Regions from separate parts of the Homo sapiens genome. Here region 1 is linked to region 2. Evidence: chromatin loops called from intact Hi-C (ENCODE). Cell type or tissue: endothelial cell of umbilical vein. All regions are shown on one strand.

Region 1 (8,000 bases), 330 kb before region 2:
CCATTCTGTGGGTTGTCTGTTTATTCTGATGTTTATTTACTTTGCTGTGCAGAAACATTTTAAATTCAATTAGATCCCATTTATTTTTGTTTTTATTACATTTGCTTTGGGGTCTTAGTCATAAATTCTTAGCCTAGGCCAATGTCCAGAAGAGTTTTTTCCTAGATTTTCTTCTAGAATTTTTATGGTTACAGGTCTTAGATTTAAGTCTTTAATCCAATCCATCTTGAGTTGATTTTATATAGGGTGAGAGACAGGGATCCAGTTTCATTCTTCTTCATGTAGCTATCCAGCTTTCCCAGCACCATTTATTGAATAGGGTGTCCTTTCCCCAATATATGTTTTTGTACGCTTTGTCAAAGATCAGTTGGTTGTATTTGGCTTTATTTCTGGGATCTCTATTCTGTTTCATTGGTCTGTGTATCTACTTTATACCAGTACTGTGCTATTTTGGTTACTGTAGTCTTACAGTATAATTTGAAGTCAGGTAATGTGATGCCTCCAGATTTGTTCTTTTTGCTTAGGGTTGCTTTGGCTATTTGGGCTCTTTTTTGATTCCATATGAATTTTAGGATTGTTTTTTCGAATTCTGTGAAAAATCATGTTGATTTTTTGATAGGAGTTACATTGAATCTATAGATTGCTTTGGGCAGAATGGTCTTTTTCACAATATTGATTCTTTCAATCCATGAGCATGGGATGTATTTCCATTTGTTTGTGTCATCTATTATTTCTTTCAGGAATGTTTTGTAGTTCTTGTAGAGATCTTTCACCTCCTTGGTTAAGTATATTCCTATTTTATTATTACTTTTTTGCAGCTATTATAAAAGGGATTGAGTTTTTTATTTGATTCTCAGCTTGGTCCTTGTTGGTGTATAACAGTGCTACTGATTAGTGTACATTGATTTTGTAACCTGAGGCTCTACTGAATCAATTTCCTATCTAAAAGTCTTTTGGAGGAGTCATTAGAGTTTTCTGTATCATTGGCAAACAGAGATAGTTCAGCTTTCGCTTTTCCAATTTGGATGCCCTTTATTTCTTTGTCTTGCCTGATTGCTCTGGCTAGGACTTTCAGTACTATGTTGAATAGAAGTGATGAAAGTGAGCATTCTTATCTTGTTCCAGTTCTTAGAGGGGATGTTTTCAACTTTTCCTCATTCAGTATAATGTTGGCTCTGGGTTTTCCACATATGGCTTTTATATTTTTTTAATTTATTTAATTACTTATTTATTGTTGTAGAGACAGGGTCTCAGTTTGTTGCCCAGGCTGGTCTGGAACTCCTGGCTTCAAGCAATCCTTCTGCCTTCAAGCAATCCTTCTGCCTTGGCCTCCCAAAATGCTGGAATTACAAGTGTGAGCCACTGTGCCCAGGCTTTTATTATTTTCGAGGTAGGTTCCTTCTATGCCTAATTTGTTGAGAGTTTGTATTATAAAGTAATGCCTGATTTTAATGCTTTTTCTGCATCTATTGAGATGATCATATTGTTTTTGTTTTTAATTCTGTTTATGTGGTGCATTACATTTATTGACTTCCATATGTTGAACAATCTCTGCATCCCTGGGATGAAACCCCTTGATCGTGGTTAATTACCTCTTTGATGTGTTGTCGGATTCGGTTTGCTAGTATGTTGTTGAGGTGCCAAGGAATTTAAATTTTTCCATAGCATGCTTTCAAATCTTGTTAACTCAGAGTCTGCAGGCATTCCCTCACTGATCAGTGACTTCTAAAGGCCCAAATTCATGTCTGCACATCAACTCATTAACAAGGTCTCAATATGAAATAACTCCAGTTCCAGGGCTGCAAAGTACAGCCAACACTGAACAGGTTCCTAATGTAGAGATCTGATTCTCCAGCCACAAACCTGTGTGCAAAAACATTGCATCTCTTTATTTTATTTTATTTTATTTTATTTTATTTTATTTTATTTTATTTTATTTTATTTTTTTTCAGACAGAGTCTTGCTCTGTCGCCAGGCTGGAGTGCAGTGGCATGATCTCGGCTCACTGCAACCTCCGCCTCCTGGGTTCAAGCAATTCTCCTGCCTCAGCCTCCCAAGTAGCTGGGACTACAGGCACGTGGCACCACGCCCAGCTAATTTTTGTATTTTTAGTAGAGACAGGGTTTCACCATGTTGGCCAGGATGGGCATCTCTTTATTTTCTATAAATCAACTTAATCTTGATTCTGAGTCCCCTTCTTGCTAAACAGGGAGGAAATTTCAGTTCTGGCATTTTTTTTTAATTTTTTGAGACAGAGTCTTACTCTGTTGCCCAGGTTGGAGTACAGTGGCACGATCTTGGCTCACTGCGACCTTTGCCTCCCAGGTTCAAGGAATTCTCATGCCTCAGCCTCCTGAGTGGCTGGGATTACAGATTACACCCAGCTAATTTTTGTATTTTTAGTAGAGATGGGGTTTTGCCATGTTGGCCAGGCTGGACTCAAACTCCTGACCTCAGGTGATCCTCCCACCTCAGCCTCCCAAAGTGCTGGGATTACAGATGTGAGCCACCACGCCCAGCCCTCAGTTCTGGCATCCTTGGGGCTTCCTGCCCTACCCTATCCCTAGAGTTATATATTGGTTCTGAGGGCTCAGACAACACATTTCCAAGAAGCAGGTAAAGGGAAAGGTTGCCTATTATCACTGACCATCCGGTCATATAGCTTGCGCTGATCCTTTTTGTGGCTCCCTCAGGTCCAGAAGCTCTCTTCTGCTTCTCAACCAACCACACTGTGGGAAAAGGCAAGTTTTGTAGGACTGGAAACCCTGTTGCTCAAGCCTTCTCTTTCTAGATACACCTATAATCATTCTTCTCCAAGGCTCTGCAAAGGAGCGGGGCCTGGAATCCCAAACTCTAGGGTAATGTCCAATACATTGCTTCACTAAGCAGACAATCCCAAAGGAAGCATTAAATTAGTACATGTGGCTGGATAATGTTTTGATAAATTAATTTTTTTAGAGCTTGATGACAGAATGGACATACCAAATAAGGGAAAAATCAAAGATGACTCCAATCTTTCTGTTCTAAATAGGAAGTCCTCTAACTTTCTGATCATCTCCAGGAACTCTAAGCCTGTTATTTTATGCAAAACAAAAAAATCAAAAATGTGTATATGGGATCATTTCCCCTGAATAGTGAGAAGTTGAATGTATTTTTGTTTAAACATAAAACTAGAATTCTCCATAATTTTACAGCTGAAAACTGAGCCATATATATGGTCACTAGGTGGAGCTAAAAACCAGATAATCCAAACTCTCATTGCTTTGGTAACCAAGAAAGTGGGTCAGTGAGTCAGGTTCTTCTATTACACATGTGTGTGCCTATTCCAAATGTTGGGTTTGGCCCCGCTTCACCAAACTCATAATAATAGAGGTCAGCCTAACCTACCACGTAATTAAATAACAGTGACTAGCAGGGTACCTCTGCCTATCCAGCTTTTATATAAGTTTCTTTACTGGAAAATACTAAAGATTGAAAGGAAAACAACTGCTTTCTGAACGCTACTGTCAAGGCACAAAGGTTTTCAGAGATAATAACTCTGTTTCTGTGTGCAATACAAATTTAATTAAAAAATTAATTCTACTGTTTGAATTATGTGGAACACTATCTTTTCACTTGATAATACAATTTTGTGTGTGTATTGTGCCTTACATATATACATATATATATACACACACACATATGTATATTTTGAGACCAAGTCTCACTCTCTCACCCAGGCTGGAGTGCAGTGGCATGATCTCTGCTCACTGCAACCTCTGCCTCCTGGGGGTTCAAGCGATTTTCATGCCTCCCTAGTAGCTGGGACTACAGGTGCCTGCCACCACGCCTGGCTAATTTTTGTGTTTTTAGTAGAGACAGGGTTTCACCATGTTAGCCAGGCTGGTCTTGAGCTCCTGACCTCAAGTGATCTGCCCACCTCGGCCTCCCAAAGCTCTGGGATTACAGGCATGAGCCACCACACCCGGCCTAATCCTCACAGTTGTATGAGGTAGACATTGCTATCATCTCCATTTTATAGATGAGGAAACCAGCTCAGCGATAGGTTCAATAACTTGCCCCAAGCCTCCCAACCAGTAAGCCAAAGAACCAGGCTGCGAGAGGGTGTGCAATGCTGGAACTTGCCAGCAGAGGCAGGAAATCTTTGTTCTAATCCAAACTGGGATTTAAGTGTGTCAGACCTTAAGGGGGAAAAAAATCACCCTTCAAGTCTTGAGTTTTCATTTGAAAAATGAATAGTTGGTCCCTATGGTGGTGCACTTTAAACTTAAATGCAGTCAATCACCTGGATTGCATTGAAATGCAGATTCTAATTAAATAGGTCTGGCATGAACCCAAGATACTGCATTTCTAATAAGCTCTGGGGCCATGACGATGCTGTTGTTTGGAGGACCACGCCGAGAACCCTTCCTCTTATGGGAGGCTAATAACTAACTTCTGCAAAGGAAAAATATCTCCCCAAACTAAGAAAAGGGCAAACCATATATCTGCATCGATGTCTGCAATTTGAGATATTCACTGACAGCTATCTATTTGAAAGCAGAACTTTGTTGCTTGGTACAGATCTGTATTTGACATCATTCTATGCTTCTAAATTAATTGGAGTCTATCAGATCCTTTGGGAGAATGAAGCTTTGTTATTCCAGTCATCAGCCACCAGTATATCCTTATCATTTGTGTTTTAGGCCAGTTGTTTTTTATTCTTGATTGATAGCACACTTGGCATCTCAGGCAGAATCACCCCACATTTCCTATGTAGCATCTGATATGAAGCTGATGCTTTAAGTCTTTGCAACATGAAACCATCATTTTTACCTAATTACAGGCATCCTGTTTCCCAGGCAAATAACCTCTCTCTATACTGGATCACTCTTACTTCTTTGCAGATATCACTTGCTTGCTAGGGAGTTATTAAGTAAATGATAGCATGTGCTGAAGATCAATTTGTTTGAGAAATTTGCATTTACTCTATGTAGTACTTTACAATTTACAGAAGCATTTTCACCTATGTTAACTCATTTCATCTTTAAAAATGTAGTGAATTGGATAGGGAAGATATTATCTTTCTTATTGCAGATGAAAAGACCAGAAAGTTGTGACATACAGGAACACAACCAGTGTCTCCTGACTTTAAGTTTCAAGCACTTCTTACTGCACCACATTGCTTTCCTACTCATGGTTCAATGAGCGTATCATTTTGTGAGCAAAGAGCATGCCTAAGTTGTACATTAAAAATAGGGTGGCTAGGCGTGGTGCCTCATGCCTGTAATCCCAGCACTTTGGGAGGCCAAGGTGGGTAGATTGGCTGAGTCCAGGAGTCACAGACCCGCCTGGGCAACATGGCGAAACGCATCTCTACAAAAAAATACAAAAATTAGCTGGGCATGGTGGCGCACACCAAGATCACGCCACTGTACTCCAGCCTGGGTGACAGAGTGAGAACCTGTCTCAAAAAGAAAAGCCAGGTTGAGGGAAGAAGGAAGTGGAACGAGCTTGGGATCACCTTAGAAAAAACAAGGAAATAAGAGTAATAAATCAAGGCAAATTAATGGCCAGGGAAAATCTTAAGTTTCTGGTGACATATTTCAATACTCCAGGTTTTGGTTCTATAGAATCATAATCTCAAATATCATTGACTCACTTCTAGAATGGATATCTTAAATTGGGCCCTAGTTTTAGGCTCATATAAAGCACATTCAAGTCTAGTCCATTCAATCTATTCAAACATCTACTAAACTTTCTCTGTGTGAGGAATTTCAGGAGATACAAAGATTAAGGCACATTCTTGAACCATAAAAAGCCTATTATTAGTAGGGAGGGCTTACTTTAATTATTCATGTATTGGTTCACTTAAAAATATAGTTTAGCACCTTGCTATGTGCCAAACACTATCCTAGGTAGACAAGAACAACAATGAACAAGACAAGGGCCCTGACCTCAAGGACTTTACTTGGCCAGTATAGAATACGGGAAAAATAGTGGGGCCGCTGCCCAAGTTACCAAAGAATCACAGTGAAGGGTATCTATCCCAATCCTGAAGAGTCAAAACACAGTTCCCAGGAGGAAGGGACATTTAAGCTGGGCCAAGTTAGGGTAGGGGAAGGGCCATAAATGCAAAGGCCTAGGGGCTATGGTGAGCTGGTAAATGTTTAATAACTCTCTAGAGAGAAGCAAGAATGCCCTAATTTGTAGATTTTGCCAGTTTCCTTGATTTACTCCCACCATGACCTCACTGAACATGCAATTGGGAAGAGACATGCACCATACGCTCTCACACTCCCACACAAATCAACTCTAGAACACCACTGCTTACAGATAAAAGTATGGTACTTCTGGGCAATGTCAAGCCCATCTATAGAATGGGAACTGTGTGTGTGTGTGTGTTTGGGGCAGTGAGCAGGGGAGGGAGTGGAGGTAGAAAAGGGAATGGTGGGAGGGAAGGCTAGGGAGGGAGGGAACATGCCCACATGCCACTTTAAAGAGTTTGGACTTTATCTGGGGCTGTGCAACTTCATCAAGTAAACATGAGTCACTGAGGTAAATATGGAGTCATTGAATGGTTTTAAGGAAGGGGGTGACCTTGTTGAGAGTGATACCTATTGTTTACAGCAATAGCCTATTTTTCCCTTCTAGAGAAAGAGGATTTTGTCTGTTTTCATCCCAGCCATATCTCCAGTCCTTAGAACACAGCCTGCCATAACGTGACCTCTCCACAAGAAACAAGAGACTGCTTCCAGTGCTCTGGAGTATGAATGAGAAGTCATGAAGTCAACCTAGAGAGTGGAGACAGTGAGTGAGATAATATCTATAGCAAAGGGAGCAAGGAACTAAAGCAGCCACTGTCAGCTAACTTGAAGTCAAAGGGTTGATTCAGGGATTTTTTAATATAAAAGAAATGTGGCCAGGCATGGTGTCTCATGCCTGTAATCTCAGCACTTTGGGAGGCTGAGGCAGGAGGACTGCTTGAGCTCAAGAGTTCTAGACCAGCCTGAGCAACATGGCGAGACCCTGTCTCTATTAAAAAACAAAAATAAATAAATAAAAGAAATAAGTCAGGTGCAGTGGCTCACACCTGTAATCCCAGGACTTTGGGAAGCCAAAGCGGGTGGATCACCTGAGGTTGGGAGCTCACGACCAGCCTGACCAACATGGAGAAACCCCATCTCTACTAAAAATACAAAATTAGCCAGGCATGGTGGCGCATGCCTGTAATCCCAGCTACTCGGGAGGCTGAGGCAGGAGAATCGCCTGAACCCAGGAGGCGGAGGTTGTGGTGAGCCGAGATCATGCTATTGCACTCCAGCCTGGGCAACAAGAGCGAAACTCCATCTCAAAAAAAAAAAAAAAGAAAAGAAATAAATATAAAAGAAATTTGATTACATTTAAGTGACTATGACAAAAAGCCAGTGGAGAAAAGAGGGAATAACTGATTAAACAAACTTTACTAATGCTTTAAAAATAATATTAAATGCATTTAAATAACTATATACCACACAATTTAATTAAAAAATAAATAGAAATTTAAACTACAATTTAATTAATATAAACAAATTTAATAAGATTAAGCACATTTTATTAAGGCTAAAAAGCCATGGAATTGCTTTGAGAGCAAGATCTTTGTCTGTTTTACTCACTGCTATATCCCCGGTACCTAGAACAATACCTGGAACATAGCAGATGCTCAACAAATATTTGCTGATTGAATGAATGTATGACTGGATAAAAGTAACCATTCATTGGGCACTTACTTTGTGCCAGGATCAAATGATTTTCATGCATATTATCCTCAATTCTCACAACAGCCTTAGGAGGTAAACGATTATTTTCATTTACTAATGAGGAAAGAGAACTTTAGTGAGATTTAGAAACTTGCTCATAATCACACAGCTACTGAGTGACAGACATGGAACTTATTCCAGGTCAATCTAAATCAAAGCTATGCTTTTAAGAGCAACTGTGATTTTAAGTGTCTGGATTTTTTTTTTTTTTTTTCTGAGACA
Region 2 (8,000 bases):
TTCACTTTTGAGGGCAACAGGTGTGTTTCCTGTTTAAACTCTGTAAGAGGAAAGTGATGGTTTCCTCTCTGGAGGTTCTGATCTTGGAGGCATCCTCTTATGAAATCCTTAAGTTTCATTCCTCACCGGCTCTGCCCAGATGGCATAATTCAATGGGAGGCCTAAAGCTGCACTGATCAATAAAGTGGCCACTAGACACATATGGCTATTTCAATTAATGAAAGCTAAATAAATGACTGTTCGGTTTTTCCATTATACTAGCCACACATATGTGTTCGATAGCCCCATGCAGCTCGTTGCTACTGTACTGAACAGTGCAGCTATATAATCTTTCCATTACCTCAGTGGAGTGTGATAATAAAAAAAAATTAAATAAATAAATAACATTTCCATAATCACCAAAAGTTTTATTGTTTGGTGCTAATATAAAAGTTAGCCTGCCCACCCCAGATTCCCCTATAAGCCAGGGCTTTCCGATTTACACCCCTACTTCTAACACTGCCTGGCCCAGCTTCTCACTGCCCCAGACCTCCCAGTCATTTCCCCACCCGCTTGAGGGCTCAGGAACAACCTGCTTCTCTTTCTCTCCATTTAGTTCCTCCCATCAACCTTGAGGATGTCAACATCCACACAGACAGTTGTCCCACACCCTGGTCACACAGTTCCCCAATTCCTAGACTCAAATTGATTTGTGCAACATATTTTTATAGAGCATCTACGTTTCTATAGAGCCCCTACTCTGTGCAGACACTGCCCGAGCCATGGGGAGGGCATATATTCACGGTCCTCACAGGGCTTCCAACCTAGTCGGGGAGGTGGACGATAAACCAGTGGACAGATAAATCACGTGACAAAGTAGGGTAAGGAATAGAGAGCTATGGGTTGGAATAGAGGGCTGTTTAGATGAGGTGACTGGTGATTCTTCTGAGTCCTGGAGGGAGGGAGGGAGTCATGAGAGGACCTGAAGGAAGTAATTCTGAGAAAACAGCAGAGCAAATGTCCTGAGGAGAGCCTGACTTGCATGAGGACAGCCTCCCATTTGGCAGCCATCTCACTCAGCCACTCTCACATCTGCTTTCCAAACTCACCCACCCTCTTGTCCTTCCACCCTGCTGCTGCCTTCCACATTGTCCTGCCCTATTTGCACATCCTCCAGACGTGTAGGTGGTGAGGTAACTGAGGCTCAGCAGAAGTGCCTAATGCCCCTTCTTACAGAGTCCTTTGAACCCTGCCCTCATGCCCCCTCCCCACAGCTTCCTCAGCTTCTCCCCCTTTCATGGCTCATTCCCACCAGTATTCAAACTGGATTCTAGGCTCTCCCACCTGGAATTACAACTAAGCAGAAAACCCATCTAAACTCCACATCTTCCTCTAGCTCTCAATTCATGCAAAATGCATTGAAAGTGATGGCAATATAGGTGTGTTGGTTATATTATTTAAACATTTCCTTTTTTAAAAAAATGTTTAAGACTTTTTTTAGAGTAATTTTAGGTTTGCAGCATAATTGAGCAGAAGGTACAGAGTTTCTATATGCCCTCTGCCCCTAAACATGCATGGCCTCCCCACTATCAGCATCCCCCCTGGGTTGGTGCATTTGTTACAATTGATAATCCTGCATTGACACAGCATTAGCATTAGCACCCATGCTTCTTCTTCTTCTTATTATTATTATTTTTAGAGACAGGGTCTTGCTCTGTTACCCAGGCTGGAGTGCAGTTGTGCAATTGTAGCTCACTGCAGCCTCAAACTCCTGGGCTCAAGTGATCCTCCCACCTCAGCCTCCTGAGCAGCTGGGGTTAACAGGCACATGCCACCGTGCCTGGCTAATCTTTTTTTTTTTTTTTTTGTAGAGACAGGGTCTCACTATGTTACTCTTGGCCTCAAGAGATCTTCTTGCTGCAGCCTCCCAAACTGCTGGGATTACAGGCATGAGACACCATCCTCAGCCTAGTGTTGATATTCTCTGGGTTTGGACAAATGTATAATGATGTATATCCACCATTATGGTATCATATAGAATAGTTTCATTGCCCTAAAAATCCTCACTGTTCCACCTAAAAAAAAATTTATTTCCCCCCCAGTAAATAATTAACTCTTCCAAATAGCCATCTTCCACAGGCTGCTGGCACCGCCTCACTCCAAGCCCTCTTGCCTACTTATGCCCAACCCCTGGTCCTACAGGTGCTCTTGCTGAGGTCTGGCTTCTCCACAGCTGCAGACAGGAAGGTCCCTGCTTCTGCCAGAAACTGTGTCTTTCAGAACAAAGTACTCTGGTTTTCCTCCTACCTCTCTGACAGGCGCTTCTCCACTGCAGCATCCCCCTATTCTTCACCCCATCCCTTAAATGTCAGTGTCCCCAGGACCTTGTCCCAGCCATCTTCTCTCTCTACCCTCTCTTTGGCAGACTCACCTAAGTTGATGGCTTAAATTGTCATCAACATGCTGATGTTCTTAAATCCCTACCCTCTACTCTCAACCTTTATATCTGATTCCTAACTCAGCATCCCTAATTGAGTATCCTATAGGCATCTGAACTCAATGCATGCATAGTTTGGTTTGGGCCGCACTCAGTTTGAAGTGGCGTAGGTTGAAGAATGAGTGAGCATTAGATGAGAAGCGGGAGGGGGTGGGGGGTGTGGTGGGAATGAATGAAGAGAATGAAGCTGCAGGGACAAGCAGAGGCCAGGCCAGGCAGAGCCTTGAGAGTCATGTTAAGAATTCTGTCTTTATCCAAAGGTAATGGGAAGACAACGAAGAGTGTTAGGCAGATGGAAGAGGAAGCTATGATAAGATTCGCTTTTAGACAAGCCTATTATAGCTTCACAGGTCAAAGAGGAAAGTCCAATTTAACTTCCTCCCCTGTGGCTGAAATACGGGACTGTCCAGTCCCCTTAAGCCATGTGTAGTCATGGTCGGGTGCTGCCAAGGAGCTTTCACACACACACACTGATCTCTTCCTCAAGCCTTGCCTCCAGGAGTCAAGTGGGGCCAGGCCTGGGTCTCTGGGCAGTGACCGTGTGAGGTGCCACGTGCAGACGCCCATGAAAGACGCCTCCGGAAGGCAGATGAAGAGCTCAGCCCGAGGGCTTAGCAGATCATAGACATTAAACCGTAAGTGCAGCCGGCTCACTGCCCCTCTGACTCACAGGGAGTAAATCCCTCCTGGTCAGCACAGTTTTACATCCATTTAGGAAAAGGCTTAGGAGAGCGGAAGTCCCAGAATGCCACCCACCCCAACAAGAGAGAGATTTAAATCCCACTGCCATTGAGGGCCCAGAGTTTTTTTAAGAGATCAAGCCACTAAGATCCTGAGCCTTGGGCTATTTGTATGAGCCATATGCTCTCCATTCATCCTTTCACAGGAGATGGCCCACACAGTCTCGGCCCTCAGACCCTAGACTCCTTCCTGAGCCCCCACCCACCCATGGCAGGGCAGCCAGGACCTTCATGGAACCTCAAACCCGGCCTTTGGGTGAGGGGTGAGGGAAGAAGAAAAATGGATCCACTATGCCTTTGGAAGCAGGGCTGATGTCACCGTGTTGTGGTTTTTTGGCAATAACAGCAACCAGGATAATCAGGTGTTCGTGGGTGCCCCTCCTCCCTGTGCAGGCCCTGAACTGCAGGACGTTAGGCAGACCTCACCCCATCTTCACATCATCCCCATGGGGAAGGGCTCACCACCCCCCTTTTCAGCTGGAGAAACGGAGGTTCAGAGAGAGCAGGAAACATGGCCACATACGCTAGATGGCGGCAGAACCAAGGTCTGAACCTGATTTTCCTGAATTCCCAACTCCTTTTCCTTTGCCAAGACCCTCAGCAGTGGATGAGGGTCACTGTGTGGCTGGAAAGCAAAGCTGCTCCTGCCTCCAGCGGAACAGAACCACAGTGCAGACCCAGGAAGGATGGCCGAGGTAGGGGTAGTGAGGAGGCAGCAGATGGGGAAGGAAGCTACAGAGGGGGCTCCACGTTGAGACCTGCAGGGGCCTGACAGTACTGTCCAGGGCACAGCCCAGAGTCAGCTCTCAAGGGAGAAGTGCCTCCCTTGGCAAGAAAGAAGGGCAATCGTGTGGTCAGGAGGCCAACTTTGGCAGCAGGCCAGGAGGAGTAGGAATAAAGTTGGAAGGCTGAGAGCTGGGAGAACAGAACAAAACCAATAACAGCCAAGAGGAAACAGACTCACTCTGCAGCCATTTAGTACACAGAGACACAAAGCAGCAGAAAATAGGGGCTGGTCTTTGTAAAAGCAGCTGCTGGGCGGAATCATTGTTCTGTGTGCATGCCTTGGCTGGGGTGAGGCAGGGAAGGCTTCCAGGTTCAAAGAAGTCTTCACAGTGTGCATGTGTGAGGGTGACCATGTGCATAGTGTGTGCCCGTGAAGTCACATATGTGGCATGCGGTATGTGTGTGAGTGTGACCGTGTGTGTGAACAGGACTTCTAAGAAAAGGAGCAATCCTAAAGAGAGAAAGCACTCTAAGACTGTAATCAGAAGGGGTCTGGTCATTTTCTTATTTGTTCGTATAGCTTGACACCTGCGTGTCAATAATGAAAGTAATTTGGAAAAATAAATTGTCAGAGGCTTGGCTGAAATGTTCACAAGGAGGCGTCACCCTGTTGACTGTCTGACTGTGTGTGCATTCTCATGGATGCAGAAAGGCCCAGAACCACATTCCCTGTCCTTTTCCCCCAGCCTCAGTTTAATAAATATTTTACTTCCTTGAAATGTATGTGTTCATCTTTTCCCACTTTAACACCTCATGGGCTGGATTTCAACAAAGTCTCCTCCCCACTAAGAGTCAGAGCCCAGCTGTGCCCAGGCTCATGCGCGGGTTTGGGAATGAGACTGTGGACTTCTGAGGAAAAGTGAGACGGAGGTGCCGCCAAGCCCAGGCTGCTGAGTGGGGTCCCTGGGCACCCCAAGGGACTTGTGCTGAACCCCAGTTCTTACAGAATAGACAGTTTTGAACAGATTTTCCTCCAGTCTAAGTAAATCAGGAACCTACATTCTAGTGTTGGGAAGCCACTAGCAGGCCGTGTGACTTACTCATGCCCCTGAGCCATTTCAGCATCTGTCAAATGAGTTGACTTGGACAGTTTCCCAGTGTGTGCTCCATGGAGTAGGAATCCCACAAGACAGTCCAAAAAACTGTGGATTTTTTAGTTGTTTCTGAGAAGCCCTGCATAATTTATCCCTCTCTTCAAGATTCTCACAGTGCCTATTTGCATAACAAAGGTTCTAAAAGTTCTGCTGTAGAGACATCTGTTGAAAATGGTCTAAACCAGGGTTTTCCACGTTTTGGTGGCCCTGGAACCCCATTTCACTCAACAGCCATTCACGTTTCCCAAAATTAGAGTTCAGGGGACTTGCTGGGCCGATGACATCTGAGGCTCCTTCCAGTTTAACAGCCTATGGTTCTGGCAACCCAACCCGCATGGGTTGTTCAGAGCAGGGCCTCTGAGGGTTTTGATCTGTTTGCCTTCCGCTGAGTAGGACTAGGCTCCAGAGAGAGTAATTATAGGCTGGGTGTGGTGGCTTCTGCCTGTAATCCTAGCACTTTGGGAGGCCAAGGTGGGTGGATCACTTGAGGTCAGAAGTTTGAGACCAGCCTGGCCAACATGGTGAAACCCTGTCTCTACTAAAAATACAAAAATTAGCCAGGCATGCTGGTGCACGCCTGTAATCCCAGCTACTCGGGAGGCTGAGGCAGGAGAATCGCTTGAACCCGGGAGGTGGAGGTTGCAGTGAGCCAAGATTGCGCCACTGCACTCCAGCCTGGGTGACAGAGAGTCCATCTCAAAAAACAAACAAACAAATAAACAAAAGAGAGTAATAACCTCTCCCAGAGCAGCAGTTGCCACTGGGATACTGGAAGTAGAGGCTGTAACTCTTATTTATATTCAGGGTTTTTTTTTTTTTTTTCTAAAAATAAGAAATCAATTAAACTTTAACATACATATTTATAACAGCACATGTATGTGATTTGTAAGTAAATATGCATGTATTAGAGGTACAGTTTCAAAAACTTGTCATTGACAGCAGCGCATGTTCAAAAATGTTTGGGGACTGACCTAGAAAATGTGCCTCAAGATATTAATTTATATTCAAAACCACTAGTTTATCTGATGCTTAGTAGAATGGAAAATAAATGTGTAACATGCCACACATGGTGTTTATATCTTAGCTGCTTGTTCTTTTCTTATCTCCATGTCTAACAGTCCTTATGTCTACTTCAGGCCTGGAGTATGATGCTTCGTATGTCAATTCAAAATAAACTTCCTAAGGAACTTAGATTTGTAATGTAATGATTTTGAATGCAGATCCTGGGCTATTATTTCTTGGGAATGTCTCCATTACATCATGAAATTGCATTCACTGTTGTTCACACATATATTTCTGATAATTAAGCAAATTTCTGAACACCTCTTCTAAGATTCAAAACAGTAAAATGAAACCCAATATCATTATAAAGTTATTCTCTGGCAAATAATTTAAGGAAGACAACTCCCGTATGCATTTTTTTCTTAATAGTTCAGGCTAGGTTCCTATATACAGTTCTCCCCAAAATACTTGAGTGTAATTATTTAGCAGGTCATCGGTTGTAACCCTGAGAAACAAAGCAGCACAATGTGATTTGTACAGAGAATGATTTTACCCACTACGTCTCCAACTATTTATATCTGCCTCAAATCAAAATGCTTTGGCTGAACGCAGGCATCCGAAGGAAGGCTCATCCCAGTCTAGTTCTGCTCTCAATGCTTGTGACACATAGAGTATGTGTGCCCAGGGAGAGGCTGCGTTCAGTGAAGTAGCTGGGTTCTCATTCTCATAGGGCGATATCTCAATAGGACCTTAGCCCCCTGGGGAGCCATCCCACTGTGCCACTGCTGCTGCTACTATGCAGGGTAACCTCCCTCCTTTCCCACCTATGACTTTACCTTGGCTTGGGCATTTCCACCTGCCCTGTCCATCGCTTCCTCTTGGGTTTTCTGCTCTCCACGAGAACCATCAAGCAAAACAAGAACAAAATGAGTCTTGTAAAATAAGGCATTTTGTGGACATCTGTGAGGCAAAAAGCTGCTTTCCAGTAGCCTGTGGCAGAGCAAATCCCCCCTGGCTTGACCATTGATCCATCTGCTGCCTCCTGACGGGCTGCTCTGAGGGGCTGTGAGGGCAAGGCTGGCCAGGCTAGTTGTCCCGATTTACTATTTGATACTGACGCCCCACTCACCCCCTCCACTCCGGGCCATGACACAAACACCAGGCTTTGCCCTCCCTGCTGATTAGTGATTGGCCATTAGTCGAGAAGTTTGTCCTCATGAAATTCTGCTTCCACTGAATCCTAGAATAGCTTTGGCTAAAGCTGTTATATAAAAAATTAAATCTCTTGAACATGCCAGCTTTGTGCTGAGATTATTGGTCCATCTTCTGGCTGCATAAAACCAGTCTGTCCCATCCACCAGGGGGTCAGCTCGGATTCCAAGTAGATTTGCAGAGAGGACTTGGTGGACATTTAGATGGGTACATAAATGTGTTCAGGAAATGCTGAGTAAACATGAATGACCTGTTTCCTTAGGGTTGATTTATTTATGGAGCTAAGAGAATATGCTTTGCCTATGAGCAAGGATACTTCCTTTCTCACAAATATAGATCAACTTTTTCCAGTGAAAACATCAAAGCATAAAATACATTTTTAGTTTCAAGGATGACATTAATCATAGAATTCATGATTATGTAAGCTTTTCTTCCTACCATAAGCATTAAATTAACTTTGGCCTTTAACCCTAAAATGTATAAAATCAATCATAAATTAGGCTTTATTCCTATCCTGGGATATGGAATTAAGCACATTAGAATTGTAGAGATACATGTGGTTATGTCTAACCTACTGAACAAAATAGAATATGTTTAAAAACTACTCATTGCTTGCTATGTCCTGGCAATGGAAAATTTCATGGTAGAAACATAGGGAGATGAGGACAGAGATCAGGAGGTGGGATAGCC

The links. A loop is a pair of places that touch in the nucleus more often than their neighbours do. Peaks named below come from ENCODE experiments on the same cell type or tissue, not always from the same donor. Only the 100,000 strongest peaks of a DNase experiment are listed, where the experiment ranks them.
Region 1: a loop joins it to region 2, with 6 times the contacts of the local background. A loop is called at or near these places in 3 of 110 quality-filtered maps.

The regions. Positions count from the first base shown.
Region 1 is chr6:88,979,621-88,987,620 of GRCh38, forward strand. No RefSeq gene overlaps it. Among named protein-coding and RNA genes, the nearest start is that of RNGTT, 20 kb to the left of the region's middle. In endothelial cell of umbilical vein, CTCF peaks have their summits at 3,250 (motif pointing right) and 4,118 (motif pointing right); a DNase peak (open chromatin) is centred at 3,261; H3K27me3 peaks cover 140 bases.
Region 2 is chr6:89,308,119-89,316,118 of GRCh38, forward strand. GABRR2 (gamma-aminobutyric acid type A receptor subunit rho2) reads right to left here and starts at 7,181. Exons shown (of 9, transcript NM_002043.5): 1 at 6,935-7,181. The coding sequence starts at 7,047. In endothelial cell of umbilical vein, a CTCF peak has its summit at 3,757 (motif pointing right); a DNase peak (open chromatin) is centred at 4,153; H3K27ac peaks cover 2,068 bases.